Linked DNA regions of Mus musculus: regions 2, 3, 4, 5 and 6 are each linked to region 1. A link is a loop called in an ENCODE intact Hi-C map of the cell type or tissue named here. Cell type or tissue: gastrocnemius. All regions are shown on one strand.

Region 1 (4,000 bases):
ATTTTGGAGTGTCTTGCTTTATTATTAAGACAGGGTCTCACCATTTAACTCAGGCTGGCCTTAAACTTACAATCTTGCTTCCATCTCCTGGAAGGAGGGGTTGACTTGTGGGCACCAACACATTTTCTCTTACTTTTGTAGAAATATCAAAAAAAAAAGTGCACTTGGGCATCTCTGTCTTTGAGAAGAGTATGTAACTCAGCAAAAATCAGAATGAAGGAGGCCAGGTGGAGATGCAGCAAGGAATGGGTTGCCTAAAGCTGCCTGGAGGTTCACTAGAGCCAAGCACATGATGAGTGTCTGCCTACGGCCAGGACTACAGAGAGAGCCCATCACCATTTCACTCACTAGGAACCCTAAAGCATGCTTCAAGGAAAGCTTAATTTGAGTTGAATCTTTGATTTAATGCAACCATCTTTATACTTAACATTGCCTCTACCATTTATAATGCACAAAAGGTGCCAGAGCCTTAACTCTGTCACTTGGCAGCCATGTGACATCAGGCCAGTAACTTTCTGGTTATGCTTCTGTCTTGCCATCTCTAATGGTGAGACAAGGATAATATTTGCTTGGAGGGCTACATGGATTAATAAAGCCCATACTGGGCTGAGTCCCACACCACGCCCAGAAGAAGTAAGGACTTAGTAAGAGTCTGCTAATGCTGTTGTTATGGTTACCGTTAATATTTCACCTGAGCTGCATAACAACCTGTAAGTTTGGCGCGATTTATTATCCTCATTTCTCAAGTTGAGAAATTGAAATGCATGGGAGATAAAAACTAGCCCAAGGAACAAGTCAGAAAATGGAAAGCCTTTCAACCTCGAGCCTCACTCTTGGCTCCCAGCGCTCGTGCCACCTTTCCTAAGTTGCCCAGAAAGTGTGGTTCTGTGAGCCTGACCATTGTTCACACAGGACTTCAGGCAACTGTGAATATATTGGAGGTCTAAGCTTAAGGAGTACTAAGAGATTCTTAAAAGAGAAAATAGGTTCTTATTTGGGGATCCCTACGCAACTGCTGAAGGTCTAAAGAGATGATGTTTCCCCATCTCAGAGCCCCAGAGAATGCAGGGGTGCTTGCTGTCTTCAGGCTTCAAATCTAAGGAGCTACAAGGGCAGTCAGCTAGCAGGAAAGCAGAGGCAGGTTCTATAAACACTGTCTAAAATAATCAAACATTGCTATAACTCAAACGGCATACCACTCTGCAGGGTGTGTTTGTGTGTGTGTGTGTGTGTGTGTGTGTGTGTGTGTGTGTGTGTGTGTGCTTGCTTTCTCTAGCTTATCCCTCTGTTTTCTGCAGTTCTGCATTTTGACTGTTAAAGCGCTTCATACATCTCATCCTGGTCATGAGTACACTCGGGCCTAGGGCTAAGTCTGGTTCTGGGGCTCAAACATGAAGTCCACTCATCATCTGAGACATGAGATCTTAGCCTGGCTCTTCACGCCTCCTTTCATCAGTACCCTTAGTGTGACTGTGAGAGTCTGGAACTTGGAGTGGCTGGTATTAAAGTGGACTTTCCCAGACTAATAATCTTGCTCCCCTCACATTCAGTCCCTCACCAATATTATTTTTTCCTTTTAAGAACTTGAGAGAAAAGTTTCTTTGTATCCTGTAGCAGTGAGATATTTAAACAAACAAACAAACGTGATGATGCTACTTGAAAAGCTTCATCTCGTTCTAGGTGAATCATTGCATCATTGCTGAATATGCGCTCAGTGCCAGGCTTTGTGCCCTGGCCACTGTTACACAGTGGGCAAGAGAACTCCCCATGCAGGGTACCATAGTGGGTCACTAGGCACTACACAGTCACAGATTCTGCCAAGAGCCAAAACCACAGAGTCACCAAGCACTGTGAATTGCCCCGCTGCCCTCGGGACATAACTTGGCCCACGGTGGCATTTAGTGTTCTGAGTTTAACTTAATCACCACTATAAAATGTAGTTCTCTAATTAGAGGATATTCTGATTATGCCCACAAGGTGGAGATCTTGCTTACAGTTTGCCCACACTAAACTCAATGCAGGGGGAAAAAAACACCTAAAAGTTACATCAAAAGACAAAAATTAAATTCAATGAATCCAGTTCTTATTTCATGTAATATACTATATTAGCTGGTATATGAAATAAAAATTTGATAAGAGACAGTCCCTGCTCTCTAGGGAAAGACAGGGGGAAGCTTGCATGAGGCAAGAAAAAAAAACTTTTTAATGAATTAATATATTGTACTGGATCCATATGGAAGGCACTGTAATCCTTTTATCAGATAAGCACTACAAGAAGCCCCGTGGTTGGGAACACATTTAAGAAAGACCCCACACTTTCAGGTGGCACACAAGGTACCAGTGGGAAAGAAACCCAGGAAGGTGTATGCCTTGGGTCAGCCATGTTTTGGAAGGTTAATGTATCTACTCTGTCACAAACATTTTACATTGTCTACCCTATAACTCCAGAATAAATATACACAGCACAGGCAGATGTAGCCCAGCTGAAACCTCGCATGTGTTCCCAGGAGAGGAATATAGGGAAAGGAAACACACACACACACACACACACATACACACACACAATGTGAAAGAAACCGATTTTAAACTCTGGCTGTAGGACTCGGGGAGGAGTCAGAAGAGAACCTGCTTAGCATACGTACTGTCCTGGGACAGTTCCCTGGCAGTGCCAGCTCTGGCTCTCAGGACCCCTCACGGCTCTGATCTTATGACTAAGAATCTCCAGTTTGAAATATGGGATACAAGAAGGGAAAGGAAAGATTCAGTTTGTTTCCAAGAGATTTGCTGGTAAATTAAATCCAAGAAAGTCTGGAGGAAGATGCATCAGTTTTTATAATGTGTTGGTTTGTTTTTTTCTTCACTGCCCCACTTCCCACTAGTCCTTTTTCCTTTACACTAAACTAGTAAAACAATTGTTTATTTTCCTTTGTTTGGGAGAAATTTATAATTGGGAATAAAGTGACTGACTAAATGACAACTTAAAAACAAGGTGAGAATGTTGACAATAAGTGTTTATATCTATCTAGATATCCCTATCTCTACATATTGAACTTTCTTTAAAATGGGAAAGCCAAGTGGCATGCGACCAGGGGACCTGACTTGGCTGTCCAACTTGCACAGCAAGGTTTAATTCCAAGCATCCCTGAGAAAAGTCACAGAAGTTAACCTCATTGCTCTCAAGCCTGCAATGATCCATACCGGGGAGCTTGCATCTGGAGAGAGGTTATGGGTTCAAAGTCATTGGCTACAGATGGTTCCTCTCCCAGCTGGAGTCACATCCTCTAGGGCTCGAGACTTTCCGGGGAATTTACATAAGCCAGCGTGAATCACACCAAGTGAGGTAGCAAAAGGACTCACCCTGACCCCTGCCTGTACTGCGGTGGGGGGCTGTCTGAAGTTTTCAGATCAGACACAGTCCAAAGGAGGGTACAAGGGGATCATCCCACTCCCAACAAGAGCACCGGACACGCCGCTACTCCCAAGCCCTACAATTGGTCTCTGCCCCCGCCCCCGCTCCGACGCCCCCGCACGGACGCCCTCAGTTCAGCCTCCTCCCCGCCCCGAAGTCCGGGACAGAACGTGGGGCCACCTCTCGCTCCTGGAAGGATCGGTTGCCGCTTTAAGGGGAAGAGGAAGGGAAGGGGCGGGGGAGTGGGGGGCGGGGAGAGGCGGCAGAGGAGGGGGAGGGGGATCCCCCTCGCTCCCACGTGGTCCGGGCGCCTGTGAATCGCGCCCGCCGGAGGGTCTCACAGCGAAATACAAAAGCTGCTGGGAAGCCACGGGGAGGCGAGTTCCCAGCGCCGGGGCAGAGCGCTGGCCAGAGCCCCGCAGCGCTCCGCGGCCGCGATGGGGCTCCGGCACCCGAAGCCCCGGAGCCAGCTAGCAGCCGGGCCCGCCTCGCCGCCCGCACCCGGGCGCCCGGGCTTGGCTTGAAGCGGCGGCGGTGGCACCGGCGCGCCGGCAGGAGCATGGGGAGGAAGATGCGGGGCGCCGCCGCCGC
Region 2 (4,000 bases), 53 kb after region 1:
TGGAAATCCTAGCACTCTTATTTAAAGAAATCAGACCATTCATCTCTTTCTCCTTCCCTTCTCCCCACCCCCACTCCTCTCAAAGATAGAATCTATGTTTCCTTGGCTGTCTTGGAACCCCTAAGTCGAAGGTACTAGCCTCCAACTAAGAGACCCACTGGTCTCTGCCTCGCAAGTGCTTGAGAGTGTGCATCACATGCCTAGCTATTTTCCATTCTGTAATCCACTTTCCTCTGCCCCACTAGAGCAAAATGTCCTCCTTTCTCTCTCAAATACATTTTTTTTTCTGTTACTGGAGAGACAACCATAGATGGTAGAGAAGGGGATGGCTACATTACCAGCAGCCCACCAAAAATGTCTTATGTTTAAGGTATGAAATGACCTTTGAAGTGTCATTGTCAGCATTATAAATTATGCTAAAATTAATAAAGCTTACTGATCACTTCTGTACAGACTCCTTTACATTTAATCCACAAATCCCCACGAAGGAGATATTGCTATTATTTCTATTTTACAGAGTTTGGTGTTTTTTGTTTGTTTGTTGTTGTTGTCTTTGGGGGGGGGTGGTTTTTAAAACAGAAAGATGAAGTAATTTGTCCATGATTACCAAACCTAAGTGGTGGCCTTAGGATTTGGGGACTCTAGTGGATAAAGTTCTAAAATCAGGCTTTGAAAACACCACAAGAAGATCTAGCACGGTCTGGGGCACTTTAACATTGTTTAATGTGTATCAACCGCTTTCCTTTCTCTTGGTGTCGGCTTGGAATCTAGAGTGACCAGTTAGTGACTGGGAGTTGGCATCTCACTTCAAAACTATGATCCCCCTCACCTCCCTTCACCTGACACAGCTATTACTCAGAGATTCTGAACCCCTAGGAGGCCGGGATGCAAATAGACTTTGCAAACACACAAGGCACAGTATTGCTTTGGATCAAAAATGTTGCGTGTTTGCTCAGTCAGACTGAGACCTCAGTAGCCTAGAAGAACACACACAGCCCTTTTGGGGGCTTTATGGAAATCCCAGGCGGGCAGGTTCGGTGTGATAAAGAGCCTTGGGGCCTTGGCCCCTTGAAAATCCGGGGGCTGTGATGGGGCGGGGACAGTGTCTCCAGAGTGACATAAGTCCGCAGGGACCGCAGGCTAGTGGTTTTCGGTCAGGTTGACACCTCCAGGGAGGGCGTGGGAGAGGCGGGGCCCGTCGCCCTGCTCTGCGAGGAGAGATTGCGCTCGAGCTTCTCCTTCCGGGGGGGATGCTCAGCCCCGCGGGAAAACGCAGAAAAGGGTCCTTGCCGCTTTAAGTGACTCAGGAAGTGAAAGGAGGCCGCTGACGGCGTGGGTAAAGTGGAACCGGGGCGGCGTGGGCCCGCGGCGGCCGCGATCTTGCCGGGCAACGGAGGCCGGGTTGCGCGGCGCAGGGGCCGACGGGGCGCAGGCTGCCGCGCCGGAAGTGGCGCGCGAGGGACGGGGCGCGGGCGCGGCGCGCGGCGAAGAGACCGAGCGGGCGCCAGGCCCAGCGCTGACGGCTGGCCGGGCCCTCAGGCCTCAGCAGCTGCAGACGCGGCGCGGCGCAGCGCAGCGGCGCGGCCCAGGCGGGGCGGCCGGCCAGACCCCGGGGGTAAGCGGGCCTGCGTGAGGAAGGCGCTCCGCGCTGAAGGCGGAGAGCACGCCAGCCGCTAGGCCTCGGCCTCGTCCCTGCAGCCACATGGCCTCCGGAGTGGGCGCGGCCTGCGAGGAGCTGCCTCCCGACGGCACGTGTGACGAGTGCGAACCCGACGAGGCGCCCGGGGCGGAGGAGGTGTGCCGCGACTGCGGCTTCTGCTACTGCCGCCGCCACGCCGACGCGCATCGCCAGAAGTTCCTCAGCCACCGCCTGGCTGCCTACGTCCATGGCGCCCAGGCCTGGACTCCGCCGGCCAGCGGGGGAGACGACGCGCTCCCCGAAGACGGCGAGGCCAAAGGGGAGGCCGAGGGGGAGGTAGAGAGCGAGGTCGGGGAAGAAGAGAGCGAGACGGAGGTAGACAGTGAGTCGGAAGAAGAGAGCGAGACCGAGGAAGACAGTGAGGATGAGAGTGACGAGGAGAGTGAAGAAGACAGCGAGGAAGAGATGGAGGATGAGCAGGAGAGCGAGGCGGAGGAAGACAACCAAGAAGGGGAATCAGAGGCAGAAGGAGAAACTGAGGCAGAAAGCGAATTTGACCCCGAAATAGAGATGGAAGCGGAGAGAGTGGCCAAGAGGAAGTGTCCAGACCATGGGCTGGATTTGAGCACCTATTGTCAGGAAGATAGGCAGCTCATCTGTGTCCTGTGTCCAGTCATTGGGGCTCACCGGGGCCACCAGCTGTCCACGCTGGACGAAGCCTTCGAAGAACTGAGAGTGAGTATCGGGCATTCAGACATGTCTAAGGGGAACAGGATCCCCGATTTCAGATAGCCTAGCTGTGACCACATTCATTTTCATGTATCAACAAGACGAGTCGCCATGTTGGAAGCCGTGCCTAGTCTACCATTTTGGTTGAAATTGTCAAGTTGTCAGTTCTCATCTGTGAACATACAAGAACACAGAAAATCTTGAGTATAGTTTCTGACAGTTTGCAAATTACTTCTCCCTGGAATTCAGATAGGCCATTCCTTGAGAACTGTGACGCCATTTAGGCCCATTTCTATACATGATCACCGTTGTTAGGATAAGTGTTTTGACTTAGGGCTCTTGCTATGGTAACTCAGCCCACTTGGAAAACATGAGAAAGAAACGGTGATTTTGACAAAACCAAGGAGCTGGTTCCTCTAGTAGAAGACTCGGAAAGTGGCGGTACAGGTGTTGTGGTGTGTGTCTTGAGTTGTCTTAGGTTCCTTGTTGTTTGAGACTTGGTAGGAAACAAGTATAGCTGGTAGGCTACATTGGTGTGGAGATGGAGGCTTTTATGTTCACTGGCTAGATTTGGATGTATTCAGCTTGGCCCTGTTTTTGTCAGCATTAGACATCTAGTAAATATTGATTGCATTTGGGTTGCCTTCTATGTATACAGCGATGGCTAACATTGATAGAACAGCTTTTCTGTGTTCATTAAGTAATAAGTGTTTGGTAAACGTCTGTTATGGCTTTTGTTTCCCTATGCAGTCTTACAACTGCTGGCCTCAAAATAACTACTATTTTGATAATGAAAATACTGTGTATTAATATTTCCTTTATTCCTACTTTTATTATGAGAAGTACACATGCAGAAGTGTACAAAATATATAGCTTAACAAATAATCACAGAGCAAATACTCCTGAGACCTCCACCCAGACCAGAAATCATTATTAGTACTTATTATTACTAATTGTATTATTAGTAATTAATAGAGGTATTACTGACTACTATTATTAGTAATATTGACATTTCATAACTCCAGTTATAACTGTGTTTTGGTAGCCATTTTCTTGACCTTTGGACTAACAGTTTTCTTGGTTATCTTTGTGTTTACAGCATTTGTATGCATCTCTAAACTTGAATTGACATTACGGTTTTTACATTATTGACACGCAGTGTTTTGAGTTTGTTTGTTTTTCTTTTTTTAAAGACATTTGTGCAATTCATTCATTGACTGCCTGTGATTTATTTTTCATTGGTGTATTGAATTCCATTTTATAGATATGCCAAAAATCACTGTGTACATGAAATCTGACTTGTTTTCAGCTTCTGGAATTTCTTGCTTTTATAAATAGTTACTTAGCAAGGTGGCTCATACCTATAATTCCAGCATTCCACAGGTGAGTGCAGTAGGATCAGAGTTCAGGGTCAATCTCAGTTCTCTAGCGAGTTTGAAGTCAGCCTATCATGTGAGGTTCCTTTCTCAAAAACAAAGTGGCAAACCCCTCAAATAATAGCTCAGGTGTAAGTATTCTTGGTCATGCTTCCTGATACCCATTTTTCTATATTTAACTGGAAATAGTACCGAATGTTAAACCATCTGCTTTCCAAGTGGTTGTTCTTGTCTGCATGATTATAAAGACACTTCT
Region 3 (4,000 bases), 240 kb after region 1:
CTATTGAATGGTTTGTTACATTTAGATTTTAACAAAAGAAAAACCCTCACGGTTGAATTGTTTTCCTTTATTACAAAGAGATGTTACAGGCTTGTTTAATTCATTGCAGTGTTCCAGATGGAAAGAGCAGAAAGAAGACATTTGGATTTGAGTGTTAAACACTGTCAGGGGCACTTCCTATAAGCCTTGCCAAGGTTGAGGCTGTCTCCGAGAATACAGACTACAGGAAAATATCTATTAGTCAAAATGTCCTAGGGAATGGGAGATTCCAGGTTATCTCAGAGCTAACCAGAAAATCCTTTTCCCACCAAGCCTTGATACTGGAAAGCGTGTTGAAAAGAATGTGTCGAGTTTCCTGGTTTCAGAAGCATAGCTTACCCTAAATTGTAATCGAAAGCATTTCTGATAGTAGCAGGTCAGTCTGCCTGGACCCCGATTCCTATTGTCTGGAGAAAAAGAAAGCAAAACATAATGGGACTCAGGTAGAATTCATACTTTGCCCTACGACCCTTCTCAAGCTTTTGAAATGAGCCTTTTCCTCTCCCTATTTTGTTCCTTTCTCCTTGTATATAGAGGAGGAAAAGAAGTTTGCCAGATTGGATGTTTTCTTATATAAATTCCAGTTAAGTCTAGATCTTAAGCCAGACAGAGTGGGGAAGTCGTGTAATTCCAGTTAATCAAGATGCTGAGGCAAAAGGTCATGAGTTAAGACCAACCTGAGCTTAGTGAATTTAATTTTTTCATTAAGTTGTTATATATTCCAAACCAACAACATATGTTTGTGGAATCCATCCTTCTCTACCCAGTCTTCCATCAATTGTATGGAGACCTAGAGAAGTCAACCCATCCCTCAACAGCTCCTACCTTCTCCTTCATTGCCAGAGTACAGATTGACAAATCAATCTCTCTCTCTCTCTCTCTCTCTCTCTCTCTCTCTCTCTCTCTCTCTCTGTGTGTGTGTGTGTGTGTGTGAGAGAGAGAGAGAGAGCGAGAGAGAGAGAGAGACAGAGACAGAGACAGAGACAGAGAGATATAAAACACCGCGGTCAAGGCAACGTGCAGAAGGAAGAGTTTATTTTGGCTTATGGTTCCAGTCCAGAATCCATGGTGCCAGGGAAGTCTGGCAGCAAAGAGCAGGTTTGACAGCAGGAGAAGGAAGCAGCTTCAACCACAAACACGAAGCAGAGAGCACCTGGAAGTGGGGCAAGCTATGAACTCTCAAGGCCTATCTATCCCAGGGACGTGCTTCCGCCAACAAGAACACACCGTCTCAGAACTTCCTCAAACAGCACCATCAACCGGGAGCCAAGTATTCAAATATGTGAGCCTACAGGAGACATTCTCATTCAAACCATCACAGTGTGTGTGTGTGTGTGTGTGTGTGTGTGTGTGTGTGTGTGTGTGTGTGTGTTGTGTGTGTGTGCAGTCAAATGAGAATATCAAATGACCTGCTTATGGGCAGGATATCACTTTCTGACTTATTCTCATGAGATAAAACCTCCTGCTGGACTGGAAACTAGAATGGAGGTTAGCAAGTTCTAAAGACAGGACTCCTGCCTTACCCTTTAGGGCTCTGGCGTTACAGACAGGCGTGGACAAACCTGGCTTCTTACAGGAGTGCTGGGAATCCAAACTTGGGTCTTCATTCTTTCCTAGCACATGCCCTTATCCTCTGAGCCTCCTCCATATCCTGATGTTTGGTAATTTCTTCCTAAATCCTTGACACTGTCTAGACTGGGCTTCCCAACCTTGGCAATGACTCCTTGGGTCAGTTATCTAACACCTTGCTGTAGGATGGTATTCTGAACCCTGTTGGACATGAGCAACATTTCTGCCTTCTACCCACTAGATGCCAGCATCACTCCCCATCACCTCAAACAAACAACCAGAAAATCTCCAGACATTATTAAATGTCCCCTGATGGGCAAAATTACTCCACATTGAGAATTACTGGTCTAGACACAGACACAGGTGTCCTTTCTCTTCCTGTTGTCAAGTCTATGAGTTCTCTTGACCTTGACTGGTAACTTCATAAAATATTTCCAGAGCTGTTTCTTTAAAGAACCACAATAATTCTCTAATGAAAGTACACTTTTGACTTGAGCTGTATACAGAGGCCCTGTGAAAACAAGACCAGGGCTCGGCTTTGTAGAAGACAGCAAATCTACTTTCTGCACTTGTTCTGATTTGATTTATAAATATTGAATTTTCAGGCTTCTAAAGACTCCTGTGGTACACTGTCTCTCAAGCTGACTCATGTGTCCTTCTGGGGAGCATTCACCCCAATGTGGCCTCCTCCCCTTGCTCTGCTGGTTTCCTCCTGGTGGGGTCTCAAACTTTTCATCTTAATGCTAAGGCATGGGCGTGCAAACAGGTGAATGCCTAGAGCTCCCTGCTCAGGCAGCCTAGCCCAATCAGGGAGAAGTGGGAGACAGTCTCAAAAACAAACAGACAGACAGACAGACAGACAGACAGACAGACAGACAGGGTAAAGCATGATTAAGGAAGACATGAGAGGTTGACCGCTGGCATCTATACTCTAACCCACACGTGCATGAAAACCTGTAGACTTGTAGTTTCAGAGGGTTAGTCCATGACTATCATGGTAGCATGGCAGCAGCAGGCAGGAAGGCAGGCATGGAACTGACACAGGGGGAGACAAAGTGGGGGAGGGGTAGGGGGAGGGGGGAGCAAGTGTGCTAACTAGGAGTGCGGTGGGCTTTTGAAACCTCAATACCAGATGCCTGTGACACACCTTCTCCAACAAGGCCACACTTTCTAATCCTTCTACCAACTAGGGACCAAACATTCAAATATATGAGTCTTCCAGGGGTGGGGGGCATTATCATTCCAACCATCACACCCGTGTTTTCTTTTAGTCATAGGAAGTATGACTGTGAATATGTAGCCATCCATTGTTATCTAGGCAGGATAGACCCCTCGGGATATGTGTTTTTAGTGTGTCTGCTCATATGAGTGAGGGAGCCCTCAGAGGCCACAAGAGGGGTTTCAGATCCCCTGGAGCTGGAGTGGAGGTGAGCTGCTCTACACGGGTGCTAGGAAGTAACTCTTGGTCTTCTGGAAGAGCAGCTAAGTGCTCTTAACTACAGTAGTAGCCTTTGGTATAGCCTGTGGGCCTCCTCATTTATGGTATTTATACTCATTAGACTATCTTATATTGTCTTTAGATGTCATACAACACCTAATGCAACATAAAAGCTGTGTGAGTATTTATGTCATAGAACTTAGTGAGTCATGAAATGTTTAAAAAACATTTTGTCTATGTTTGTTCAGTACAAAAGCAACCGTCAGTAACCAGACTACATTTTCTATGTAAAGTTTGTTGAATGTATAGATATGGAGACCATGGCTGGGGTGCCCAACTGTTCTCTATAGGGAAAACTGTCCTATACAATGAGGCTGTGGGTGATCCAGTTCTTCTGTATTCTGTATGCAGTACTGCAGTGAATGGTCTTTAAATATAAATATTTTCACACATGTCTGAGCAGGACTTTCAGTTAAAATTTAAGGAGAGAAGTACAAGGTCAAAGGGCATGGATTCCTAAGCCTCAATACATACTGTCAAATCATCCCAGGAAGGTTGTTTCCATTTTCAGTCTTTATTGGCAATTCTTCTGAAGGGCTTCCATCTTGTTCTGTCGGCCTTCAGGCCAGTGGAGACATTTCCCATAGGACTTTCCTCTGATCTGTCAGTTTAATCAGATCTGCTGTGAGATATCTGTCAACAGCCTTCTCAGACCTATCTAGGACCATCTGTCAATGGCAACTCTAATATGTTTTGAGAAGATGCTCATGCACATGCCAAAAGTTACATTTGCAAATGAATTAGGTTTTTAATCAGTTAGGTTGCAAAATTGAACTGTGTTAATGACATGTGACATTCTTAGTACAATATCCAGAGACTCATGTAGGAACACCTCCTTGTAAAGCTAAGGTCAGATTGCAAGAGAGGGCAGGTGGATTCCCTTTCATGTGAGTC
Region 4 (4,000 bases), 550 kb after region 1:
CCTTTGGCACATTCAGGACATTCATTCATTCATTCATTCTCAGTCATTCATGCTCGCATGCATTCCAGTGAGTACTGACTGAGCATCTATAACTGCAGACACTGTCTTAGCTGCTAGGGACAAAATAATTAGCAAAACCTAGACTCTGTGCTTAAGGAAAGGCACATCAAGAGGACAGGTCACCACACCCTCAGAGGAAGCTGAGGCAGGAGAATCATGAATTTGAAGCTGGCCTGAACTATATAGCAAGACACTTTCTGACACAGTAAGAGAACAAGAGAAAAAAAATACATAATATGAGAAGTAGGGGGGACTCCATTCTTGGTAGCCAGACCCGTCCATGCCTGTTACCAACAACTTCTATTCCCTCCATCCTCAGAACTCTACCCTGTTAATTCAGATTTAAGTCAATTTCTTCAATTTTGTTCCAAAAGCTTAAAATGTAGGTGGAAAGCTGGTTATGAAGGACATTGAGTATCAATTCTGAGTTTAGCCTTCATTCTGGGGCATTAAGGAGCCATTAAGAATTTGGGGCAGGGGAATGCCATTAGACTCTAGTCAGACAGTGGGAGCAGCAGGAAGAAGGAGGAGGAGGGGGAGGAGGGGGAGGAGGGGGAGGAGGAGGAGGAGGAGGAGAAGGAGGAGAAGGAGGAGGAGGAGAAGGAGGAGAAGGAGGAGGAGGAGGAGAAGGAGGAGGAGGAGGAGAAGGAGGAGGAGGAGGAGAAGGAGGAGGAGGAGGAGGAGGACGGGGAGGAGGAAGGAGGAAGGAGGAGGAGGAGGAGGAGGAGGAGGAGGAGGAGGAGAAAACAGAAATAGGAGAAAGCTGTTGAGCCCGAAGCAAGGAAGTCCAGAAAGTTACCTGGGCTCCTCACCAGCCATGGGGGTGGGGGTCAGAACACAGCAAACCCCCTTCACACCAGAACTGGGGCATTCTGCACAGGGCCTTACCTAGAAGAGGCAGCACGCAGAGCAGACATGTACCCGCCATGGATGGGCACCCTCCCCGACTCAGATACCTTCATACATAATTAACCTCCTCCAAGCAGTGCTGTCAGGAAGAGTTAAGCTTAATCTCTTTCTTATACAGATGAAGAAATCGAGATTTAGTTCAAGCAGCCCTAGACCTGCATCCTGCCTCCACTATCCACCCATGGTACAGAAAGTTCTCTGCTGGCTGAATCCTGGACCTGTGGTTGCCGCGCACAAACCTTGTTTGGCGAAGCTGTGTCTGGCCGGTCCAAAGGTACAGATTCTTGGATTTACTAGCCTGTGGCAGATGCATCGGGGCATTAGGGGAAAAGTCCTGAAAGGGGTCCCTGGGAGTCTGTCCCTGCTACCACTTCTCCTTCTTCCAACCTTTGCTGCCCTGAGGAGATAACGAGATAACAGGCCTGGATCTGAGGGCCTCTTTTACAGGTAGCCTCTCCCTAGCCCGGGCTCTGGGAGAGGTCTGCTGCCACCTCACCTTTCCCGGTCTTTGTTTTCATTACTAAGACAGATGAGATCGAGAGAACAAGTGCGCCATCTGCTGGGCTTATCATGCAAGTTCCAGCTGCAGCTAGCCGAGCAGCAGGCGGCGATTGCCTTCCTGTTTGGATTTTAGGCCTTATAGTTAGTTTTTTTGAGTCACCTCAGAAGATAGTAAGACCTCGTGACCAGTGACATCTTTTATGAAATGAATCCCAGAGACAGGCTATCACTTTATAGCTGGAAACTCGGTACCGACAGGAACTGCCCATCATCCGGGTACTCAGGCTGTGGGACGAGGCTGGAGAAAGGCAGGCATTCGGCAGGACCACAGAAACAATGGGGAAGATCAGGCAGAGGGAGAAAGCCCACTCGGGCCTTTCCCAAGCATTCAGGGCCTGCAAACTCTCTCTGTGGAGATTAGGGTCCTCTGGCACCATCCCTGTACTACTGCCGTTAGCAATTTTTTTTCTTTTCTCAAAACTGCTTTAAAAAGAGGTGGGGGGAATTAAACCATAGAAATGTGAGCACCAAAGAAGATCGGATTGTATAAAGGTCATCAGTATGCAGTTAAGAATGTTCAGGAGCCAGGCGTGGTGACGCACGCATTTAATCCCAGCCCTCCGGAGGCAGAGGCGGGCGGATTTCTGAGTTCCGGGCCAGCCTGGTCTACAGAGTGAGTTCCAGGACAGCCAGAGAAACCCTGTCTCGAAAAACAAAACAAAACAAAACAAACAAACAAACAAACAAAAAACCAAAAACCAAAAAACAAACCAACCAAACAAAAAGAATGTTCAGGAATTATCAGGATTGGAAGTCGGTGGATACAGGCTGAAAACAGGTTAATGGCTTGAAAACCTTCAAAGTTCTAGACGGCCAATAGCTTCTAGATTAGAGCATAAGGGGTTGGAGAGGTCACTCAGTGGTTAAGAGCACAGGCTGCTCTTCCAGAGGACCTGGGTTTAATTCCCAGCAACCACATGGCAGCTCACAACTGTCTGTAACTCCAGTTCCAAAGAATCTGACACCCTCACACAGACATGCATGAAGACAAAGCACCAATGTACATAAAACTAAGTCCATCATTTTAAAACACACACACACACACACACACACAGAGCTATCCTCCTGGTAGTTAAAGAGAGTTCCAGGACAGCCAAGATTATACAGAGAAACCCTGTCTTGAAAATCCAAAACAAACAAACAAACAAAATTAAACAGAAACAAAAGAAACGAATGTAAAAGGAATGATAACTAATAAGAGTTCCTTGCTTGTGGTAACATTCTCACCACACTGGACTCACATCTTGGAAGTTTGTGAACAGCAGGCCAGAGAGCTTGACTAGCAGTGCCTGGGCAGGGGGCCTGTGTGTGTGCAGAGACCTCACTGAGTGGCTCACTCGGGTGTCCATTTGTCTTCACACTGAAAATCATCAGAAACGGAAGGCAAAGGACAACGATCAGGATCCACAGAGGCAGCCGGCAGGGCTGATCTAGGAGGGTTGGAAGTCACCACACTCAAGGCAAACTTAGGTCACCTGTGGGAAATCACAAACTTTCTTCCGCTACTGAATCGGCAGCGTTGGGGAGATGGCTCAGATAGTAAAGGACCTGGTTTTAGATCCCCAGAATTCAAGTAAAGAAGCTGGGGTGGTGGCACATGCTTGTGATCCCAGAGCTGGGAAGAGAGAAGAAGATGCCTGAAACTCACTGGCCCATCTGCCTTGCATGTTCAAGGATGATCCAAGACCGCGTCTCGGAAAACGAGCTGGATAGTTCCTGAGGAAGCTCCAGCCTCCACATGCACATACACACTCCAACACAGCCTCATCCAGCGGCATGGGCAGACACAGGAAGAGGCACGGGGTTGGCTCAATGCCCTGATCTCCTTTTTCAACCTCTGGGGTCTGGGTGGTTTGAAGCAGCTCGTGAGCTCTGGGTGCCTCACTGTCAAAGCCCAGGGGCTCTGTTGATCCTGGCAGGGAAAGGCAGCCTGGCTTTCTGGAGTGAGGCACATCTACAGGCTCAGAGACAGATACATTGATCAGGACTAAGCTGCTCGCCTCTGTGCTGTGCAAGTGGAATGTGGTGGCCAGCCAGGAGCACTGTCACCCCAGAGATTGATTGTCACCCTTTGATGGACAGAGTCTACATCCCAAATATTCCCACACCCTGGGGAAGGGACCAGAAAATCACCAAGCAAGAACCTCCTTAGAGATCAGTGGGGGAGAGGTTCTTCGGAAATCGTATTGACCCAACCCGAAATATAGTACCAGAAAACAAGTCTATTCTTGCAAACAAAGCAAACAACAGCAACACAATCAAGTCCCTTATACAAGCAGATTATGCAAGGGCACCAGACGTATGCAGACTTTTCCAGGTTAAGTTCAGTGTGACCTCACACCAGTGTCATTGCATTCAAATACAATATCCAATCTCCCAGACACCCATAAAGCTCCTTGTATTGAGTTCTTTGTGAATGGCAATGGGTGGTAGGAACCTGAGAAACAGGAATGTAGGGTCTCAGCAGGTT
Region 5 (4,000 bases), 360 kb after region 1:
TCAGTAGGTCTGGGGCAAGGCTGGCTGTGCAATAGCAACCCAGGTGGTTGCTGCTGCAGCGGGTCTGAGGTCTGTATACCTCAGGCCTCAAGTCTGTGTTTCCCAGGGCCTAAGCTGTCTGCATCAGAATAATCTCAGACCTTCCTTCCATAAGCAGTGAGTCTCAGATGAAGCTTAGGAAGTTTCTGTAACCACTCTGACAAACACTGCCCTGTTCCTTGCTTTCTGATAGTCGAGGTCCCTCGTGGACTGAAGACAGGTCACATAAGATTAGTTCACAGGTCTAGGTAGGGGATAGGAGTGTCCTATTTCACTGGATAAATCCACTCCATACTCAGACTTGGGATTTCTGCAATTGTTTCTTCACATCCTCTTGTCTCTCCCACGGCCTCCTGCCTGCTCCTCTCTTTTCTCCTTTGCTGTACTTGAGTATGTGCCTTTGATACTCCATATCCTGGCTTTTGCATCTCTCTCAGTAATGAAATTGCTGCACGGATCCCCAGGAATCTGCTGTTAAATTGGGCAAAATTGGGCAGGTAGTGATGTCCTTAGGTGCCCTTCATGCAGACTGGGCGAGATCCACCACATTGTCCCTCCATGATTAGCTGGGGTGGCCAACCATCTTTCTTGTTTGCCCTCTTCCTTCTTAGTCCTTTTTCCCTGGGCCATTGTTCTTCTGGGAGTGGTTCAACCTTTCCATATAATAATTCTGTCTGGGTGACATCTGCCTTTTCTATACTGTAGTGTTGCTGCAGGGGGTTCCATACTGCATGTCTGATCCAGTCACTGCCCTCACAAAAACCATGGAGCGCTGCAGCTAGGCAGCCTGAGGCACATGCTGGCTGGCCTTGCCACTTGTCAATGGAGAAATCCTGTATGCACTGCTGAACTTCTCTTGACTATAGTTTTGAATGTGGCAGAGTTGGTACAGTGCCGTCCTGGTTAGCTTTTGTTGTCAAATGGATACAACCTAGAATTACCTGCCATGGGGGAAATCTCAAGAGAAGAATTGCCTCCATCAGCTAAACTTGTGACTATATGTGTCAGCCACTGTCTTGACTGAGATTTGAAGATCAACATTCAGGGCCCAGCCCACTATGGGCGGTACCATCCCTAGGCAGGTCGACCTGGAGTCGACAAGAAAGCTAGTTAAGCATAGTGCAGTGAGTTAGCCTGTAAGCAGCAGTCCTCCATGGTTTCTGCTTCTGTTTCTGCTTGAGTTCCCGATCCGACTTCCCTCAGTGCTGGGTAAGGCCTTTCTTCCCCTAAGTTTTGTTTTATCATTGAGGCAGAGGTTGAAATTGGAACAAGTCTTTAGCTGGGAAGTTTCTATTCCCAAGGCGGAGGCCTGTTGAGCTCCCCATGAATGTCTGCCTTGAGTTTTCTTTAATTATCAGGAATAATGAATTGAAGTAATAGCAATCTCAATGGGCCCAGATCACAATAGAATCCAGTGAGGCTTTGAAGTGCCTTACAAAACACCCTTATCTGGCCCTGTGATTCCCACTGGCTGCGCATCCCTCTCCCATACTCTACCTTTCTGCCCTGTCTCACAGCTCTTTACGTATGTCCTGTCCTCTGTGCCAGTGCCTTTCTGCCAAGGCAGGGGGAGGGGATCCCTTTCAAACTGCCCCTGATTCCTGCAAGAAGAGAGGGTCATCTCTCCCTTCCTGTTCCTGCTCATTCTCGGGGGCTTTTGTGAAGCACATGTGCATCTCTCTGTACGAAACGTGCATGATCGTCTCCTTGACATGGTGTGCTTCTGAAGTTAGGCTGGCATCCCTGGTACAGCTGGGACTCGCTGTATGTTGTGTGAATGGAGGAATGATGGATTGGCGCGGGAATTCAGAAGCTGATCCAGTGGCTCAGAGGGCCGGCCTTCAGGATGCTTGAGATGATCTTGCCTTGTTATAGTTGAGAACTTAGGAGTGAACCTTGAGCCCTCTCTCTTCCTAACCATCTCTCTGCTTCACTAGTTCAGCCAGCACTACTGCTAAAGCAGTAGGTTTCAGCCAGGCATGATGCTAACATCTCACAATGATGGAGATGGCTTCGATGGTCACTCCTAGGGCCAGTGCTAGTAGATAGTGGGCAGGGGCTAAAAGTGATGGAAAACCCCATAGTTCACAGGGAATCCTCTGCACAGCCAAGAATCACCCAACCCTAATGGGCTGAGTTGAGGAACCCATCCTGGAGAATCAGAGTCCACCCAGAGCTGTCCATCAGTATTCGTTGTTTTTCTCATTTATGTGACCAGAGACCTGTCAAAAGCAATGTATGGGGGAAGGAATTGTTTGGTTCATGGTTTGAGAGGGTACAGTCTATCACAGCAGGGAAGGTATGGCAATAGGAATAGGAGGTGACCAGTCGGTCACACTGTATCTGAAGTGAGCAAGCAGAGAGAGATGAGAACAGTGCTTCTTGCTTACCCCTCCTTTCCTTTAAATGACCTAAGCCTAGACCGTGGGATGGTTCCACCCATATTCAGTTGCATCTTCTCTCTTCAATTATACCTGCCTGGGAATGTCCTCACAGATATACACAGAGATGTGTGTAACTTTAATTTTTTCAAATCCTATTTTTAATGATGGTTCTTAAATGCTTTAACCTCCCCTTTATCCCACCACCCATCAGAGTTAGTGAAAAAGAAAGGATACAGGGAAAGTGGACCTGTTTAGAAATGGTTTTTGGAGCAACTCCTGTCTGAGTTGTCTGGAAATCGGCAGTTCAGTTCACGGGTCAGCAGTGGCAGCTCGATCCACTTGCAAACACTTCATGTTTACACCTGCAGTCCCGTTCAGTAGAGTTGGGATAGCAAACACAAATCAGCAGCGGTGGCACTTCTTAGCAGAGACCGCCAGGCCTCAGCCTCCAGAGGAGTTAACAGGAGGGGCCAGGAGGTGTGCCTCTCTCAGCGAAGGTCAGCGAAGATGAGCAACTAAGAAGCATTGCACAGCTAGCTCTACAAGCAAGCCTAGTCAGCCCCAGTCACTGTTAGCCACATTCTATTTACACAGCCTCCAAACATCATGTGGCCTTCAACTGACATCACTCTGCCAATCAGTCTGAGTCCACAGAAGTGGCAAAAAAGCCACAGCATGCTACCAGAAGTTTTTTTTAGAACATTTCTCTCTGTGGAGTCCTGAAAATGGAGCTCAGCTACACAATGTAAGGCGGACCAATACATGCATGTTGTTAGCAAAGAGTCCTTCATCACGTGTTCTTTCACGTGCTTGCTTTGGCAAAACGTGTTTTCTCCTGTGTCTGCTTCAGTGAAATCTTCCTTCAGGAGTCTGCCTTAGTCTTTCACCTGTGTCCACTTCAGGAAAACACTCCTTCCTGTGTTTGCCCCAGCAAAACACCGTCTAAAACAACTGACTCTCCAAAGAACCCTTTAAAAGTTTCCACTTTAGGTGTGTCTCCTGTCCTCGCTTGTCTGGCATATTTGTGTCTTTCACTTTTATAGGTCTCATGGTAATGGCTTCTGACTCAGATGTCCCTGTCCTTATCATCCAAATTAGCCTCACAGCCACTGTCACATGGTATTACAGCACCTCATAGCACTCAGCACTGGGTCTGCCTGCCTTCCTCCCCACTTTCTTTCCGACTTCTGTGAAAGCTCCTTGAGAGTTAAGTCCTCTCTTGCCTTGTACAGGGTTCCATCCACAATGCTTAGAACAGTGCCCAGTGAGAGCCATCATTGTACAGCGAGGGAAGTGTGGGAAGTGTTAATAGTGTATACCCATGGTGGAGTGTGGGAATTGCACGGCATACTCTCCTTACATACAGTCTCCACCATAGGGCTATGGAGATGGGGTGGGGTGCTAGGATACCATGTTTATTGTCTTCATTTTGCAGCTGAGGAGACCAGGTGCTGAAATTTACGATCTTGTAGAAGACCATGTGGTTAGAAGGCAGCAGAGCTAAACTTTGAACTTGAATGTGGGGACCCCAGAGTTGATTGAGGACATGAGTGTGGATGTGAATTTTGAGGCTGTGC
Region 6 (4,000 bases), 380 kb after region 1:
TTCAGAAGGTGAGGTACATAGAGGTAAGCAGTGCATCTTCCATCACCCAGCCAATGAGGTTTGAGCTTGGGCAGGCTTATACCATCCTTATGCCATCCTTACATCCCTGCTCTGACTAACTACCAAAGCCACATGGTTTATTTTCCTTGCAACATCCACACTTGTCCTTTGTGTGACATAAAGACAGAATGATAACCAGCCTTGATGGGACACACTCATAATTCTGCTGCTTGGGAGGCTGAGGCAGGAAGATTACAAGTTCCAAGATCAGCCTGGGCAATTTAATGAGACTCTGTCTCAAGAAAATTAAAAACAACTGGGTGTGGTGGCGCACATCTTTAATCCAGCACTTGGGAGGCAGAGGCAGGCGGATCTCTGTGAGTTTAAGGCCAGCTTGGTCTTCAGAGTGAGTACCAGGACAACCAAAGCTACCCTGTCTTGAAAAACCAGATAGATAGATAGATAGATAGATAGATAGATAGATAGATAGATAGATAGATAGACAGACAGTCAGACAGTCAGAAAGATTAACCGACCAACCCAAAAATTCTAGGGATATAACTCAATGGTAGAGTACTTTGCTTGCCTACCATGCTCTGAGTTCAAGAAAGGAAGGGGGGGGGGTTGAGTAAGGCAAAGCACAGAGCCACAAGCTGGGAAAGGATGACACCGGTCGTTCCTCACCTTTGTCAGGGTAAGCAAACTGCAGAACCAGTCAGGTCAGGGAGCATGAGTCTGCCCCAGGCATCAGGTGTCTGAACACCAGAATCTCTGTTCAGACTGGTGAGGCCAGTAGTGTCCCTGTCCCCTCTTATACAGTTGGGGACATGGGGTTATGTAGGGGAGAGTAAATGCCTTGTCTGGGTCTCTGTGATTCTGCCATATAGTTGGAATCCCTTGTGACCTTATGAACTCTTTGTGAACCCTGATCCCTTCTTACATCCTGGGCAATGACTCTGGGCTGAGAACTTCATATCTGAGACTTAAGAGAGGAGATGTTTGGAAGATTTTTTTTCCTATTAGAGCAACTCCTAGCAAAGCTATTTCATATTGTATTTTCTTTCCATATTTCTATTTCAGTTAGCTTGCATCTGCTGGCCTTTCTCTCACATCTCAAATAGCCAATATGTTATTTTAGGGATGAGTAATACATGGCCACGACTGATCAATAGAACTTGAGTCCCCTGCAGCCTTCATGTGGAGCTGAGCCGTTGTGACAAGCAGGCAATAATGATTTGCACAGGATTCCAGGATCAGTGTGGACCTGAGTTTCTAGGCTGTTTGTCTTCCTTTTTGAGGCCTCAGTGGACAGGCCTCTCACCGCACCCCCAGACTTCTGGCAGAGCCCCGGCAGGCTGTTCTTGGGTTTCTTTCTTTGCTATCTTGTCTACCAACCAGGATGTAATTTTGACTTTGAAAAGGAACCACAGTTTGACGTTTTTAGAAAGAGTAGCCAAGGAACCTGATCTAGAGATAAATTCAGACCCCTTGCTTTCCTCAGAGCTTCAGTTAGTGATGGCTGAATGCGTGCGTTCATCTCGGGAGGTGTTCACAGTGATTTAAATTGCCTGGATGTTGTAATTCGGTTTCTTTCTAATTTATACTTTTGTGTAGCAGTCATTCGATAACATTAACAATGAACTGAATTATAACTGGTTTGCAGTACTTTTCTTAAGGGAAATGTATTTTTATTTTATTCCTTTATTACAAGTGTGTTCTGTGAGAGAGAGAGAGAGAGAGAGAGAGAGAGAGAGAGAGAATGCACACATGTGCATTGGCTTTCAGAAGATGACTTCCAGGAGTCTGTTCTGTTTTCTCTTCTCTTCGTGGATTCCAGGGCTGCAAACTTGGGTCATTAGACTTTCATGGCAAGTGCCTTTGCCCACTGAGCCATCTTGCATGTCCTAAGATACTTTTTAGCTAAAGATAGCAAGTCCATTCACTGCTAGAAATGGCACAGTCCTGTGACCTTCACAGTTCTCTTCCGTTTCCACACTGTTTGTACCTGCAGGCCCTGGCACACGCGCTTGCATTTCCTTGGAATAGTCTTCATTTCTCAGTTCTACAAGCACTAGACCTCCAGACATGTCCTGCCTGTCTCTTGTGGGTCCTCATCGGAACCACTGTAGAGCAGTCTCTGCCTTAATGTGAGTGGAATGCATAGTTGAGTAGGTAAAGATGCAGCCTGTGACTGTCGCACGGGTTTCCATCTTGGCTACATTTGGAGTATCACAGCCCATGCATACCTGGAAGTCTTAAGGCATTAGCCTCCATGGAGTTGAGATGAGCTCCCTCTTGAGGACGCTTTTTGAATTGCAGGAAGAGCCTCATCCACCTTTGTCTTCAGCTACCAGAGCCTTCTGCAGTGCTCACCAGATGCCTCTGCCTGATCCATAGCAGGAGGCTCAGGGACATTTTGTTATTTGCCAACAGTGTGGCAGATTTTTCTCCTTTAAGTCTATTTTGTATATTGCACAGGTAGAGTATAAATTCTTTCAAATAGGTAAAACTAATAAAGATTTTCAAACTCAACAGGGCCTTTTTGCTAGAACAATAACCAGTTGTATATGAGCCTACAGCTTTTGTGTCCAAGGGAAAAATGATTTTCCTCCTTGTTGAAATGAGGAACGCTCACAAAGTGGTCTCTAGTTTGCTTGGTGCTCACAGTTACTCTCACATCTAGGAGGTCAGTGTTAGACTTGATTTGGAGCAATAATGTCAGGGTTGGCTCCTCACTGTCTTTATGGCTGTGATTTTGGGAATAGCATCTGGTTGTGTGATGATATTTCCAGGAAGAAATGAATGATAAGGTCACCTGCTCTGTGCGTGACATAAATAGAATCTGGAAAAGTAGGATTATATCAGTCTGTTTTGTGGTACTATAATAAAATACCAGAGGCTTGGTAACTTTATGAAGAAAAGATGTTTATTTTGGAATGTTTCTGGTTCTAGAGGAGGCATACATGGTGATAACTTTCTTGCTGGCAGAACCCTGAGATAGCCCAGGATATCACATGGTAAAAGCATCCTGAGATAGCCCAGGATATCACATGGTAAAAGCATCCTGAGGTAGCCCAGGATATCACATGGTAAAAGCATCCTGAGATAGCCCAGGATATCACGTGGTAAAAGCCAGGGAAGGTCTGTGTATGTGCTACTGCTCTCTTCATCTCTTAGTAATGCAGCCAGTATTTAGTCAGGGCATCCCTGTTCTGATGACTTTATTAATCATAGTTTCCCCCCCCCAAAGGACTCATCTGAAAACTCACACTTCAACCTAGAGATCCAGCGTCAGCTCAGGAACCCTGGGGAGGGACAGATTCTAACCATTTCCTACCTCTAGCAAGGCTGTGCCCATTTATGTGTTCACTGAAATGTTTGGCTGCTATTAATGGAAATAAGCACCGTGAGGGGAGTCCCAGCCCCTGGTGAGTCTGCTGCCTGCAGCCTGCCCACTCACTCTTTGCAAAGCTACATGGGGAGGTAGGGCTTCTGCAAAGACACTGGAGACTGGATAGCCCCAGGAGACAGCACCTGCACCCACCAGCCCTCTGAGACAGAGGGAAGTGTGCAGCCTAGAGACAGAGACTCTGCATCTGCAGGAGATCTGTGCAGAGCAGGAAACCCATTCCAGCTAAAACTGATGTCCTGTACCAAGTGCAAACTTAGGAAGATAAAGAAGCACGGTTGGCTCCCTGGACCCGGGCGGATGTCCCCTCCTCTGCAGGTAACGAAATGTTCCGAGGTTGGAATGGAAGGAGACAGAGATGGGTAGAGAAGAGTTGAGTGGTCCAACAGTTAGGGACTAGCCTAACAGAAGTGCAGAGCCGTGGCTTCCTCTGTCTGTCTCAGGCAGCAGTCTTTCCTTATAGCCAGAGGACACCAGTTGATGAGTGAAAGGACACCAGAATCTACACTGTGCATAGCTTTGGACTCAGCAGCTGTATATCAGTGAGATATTTTACAGGCTGGAAATGACTGTATCCATCTGGGTGTGTAT

Evidence for each region. Hi-C counts contacts between places; a loop is a spot of excess contacts. Peaks named below come from ENCODE experiments on the same cell type or tissue, not always from the same donor. Only the 100,000 strongest peaks of a DNase experiment are listed, where the experiment ranks them.
Region 2: a loop joins it to region 1, with 2.1 times the contacts of the local background. A loop is called at or near these places in 17 of 42 quality-filtered maps.
Region 3: it touches region 1 in a loop (3-fold over the local background); 2 of 42 quality-filtered maps call a loop at or near these places.
Region 4: it touches region 1 in a loop (11-fold over the local background); 32 of 42 quality-filtered maps call a loop at or near these places.
Region 5: it touches region 1 in a loop (8-fold over the local background); 30 of 42 quality-filtered maps call a loop at or near these places.
Region 6: a loop joins it to region 1, with 5 times the contacts of the local background. A loop is called at or near these places in 12 of 42 quality-filtered maps.

What each region holds. Positions count from the first base shown.
Region 1 is chr2:102,451,557-102,455,556 of GRCm38, reverse strand. Fjx1 (four jointed box 1) reads left to right here and starts at 3,765. Exons shown (of 1, transcript NM_010218.2): 1 at 3,765-4,000. The coding sequence starts at 3,969. In gastrocnemius, a CTCF peak has its summit at 1,970 (motif pointing right); DNase peaks (open chromatin) are centred at 1,816 and 3,732; H3K4me3 peaks cover 945 bases; H3K27ac peaks cover 677 bases.
Region 2 is chr2:102,398,387-102,402,386 of GRCm38, reverse strand. It overlaps Trim44 (tripartite motif-containing 44), which reads left to right and starts at 1,487. Exons shown (of 5, transcript NM_020267.2): 1 at 1,487-2,374. The coding sequence starts at 1,703. In gastrocnemius, no CTCF peak of the experiment used is centred here; DNase peaks (open chromatin) are centred at 1,327, 1,666 and 2,265; H3K4me3 peaks cover 3,343 bases; H3K27ac peaks cover 1,721 bases.
Region 3 is chr2:102,216,418-102,220,417 of GRCm38, reverse strand. No RefSeq gene overlaps it. Among named protein-coding and RNA genes, the nearest start is that of Gm34268, 29 kb to the left of the region's middle. In gastrocnemius, a CTCF peak has its summit at 1,829 (motif pointing right); no DNase peak of the experiment used is centred here.
Region 4 is chr2:101,903,488-101,907,487 of GRCm38, reverse strand. No RefSeq gene overlaps it. Among named protein-coding and RNA genes, the nearest start is that of Commd9, 19 kb to the right of the region's middle. In gastrocnemius, a CTCF peak has its summit at 1,534 (motif pointing left); DNase peaks (open chromatin) are centred at 948, 1,511 and 3,336.
Region 5 is chr2:102,086,998-102,090,997 of GRCm38, reverse strand. All of the region lies in intron 2 of Ldlrad3 (low density lipoprotein receptor class A domain containing 3), which reads left to right. Among named protein-coding and RNA genes, the nearest start is that of Gm39888, 97 kb to the right of the region's middle. In gastrocnemius, no CTCF peak of the experiment used is centred here; no DNase peak of the experiment used is centred here.
Region 6 is chr2:102,076,016-102,080,015 of GRCm38, reverse strand. The region is part of intron 2 of Ldlrad3 (low density lipoprotein receptor class A domain containing 3); the gene reads left to right. Among named protein-coding and RNA genes, the nearest start is that of Gm39888, 86 kb to the right of the region's middle. In gastrocnemius, a CTCF peak has its summit at 2,299 (motif pointing left); a DNase peak (open chromatin) is centred at 2,301.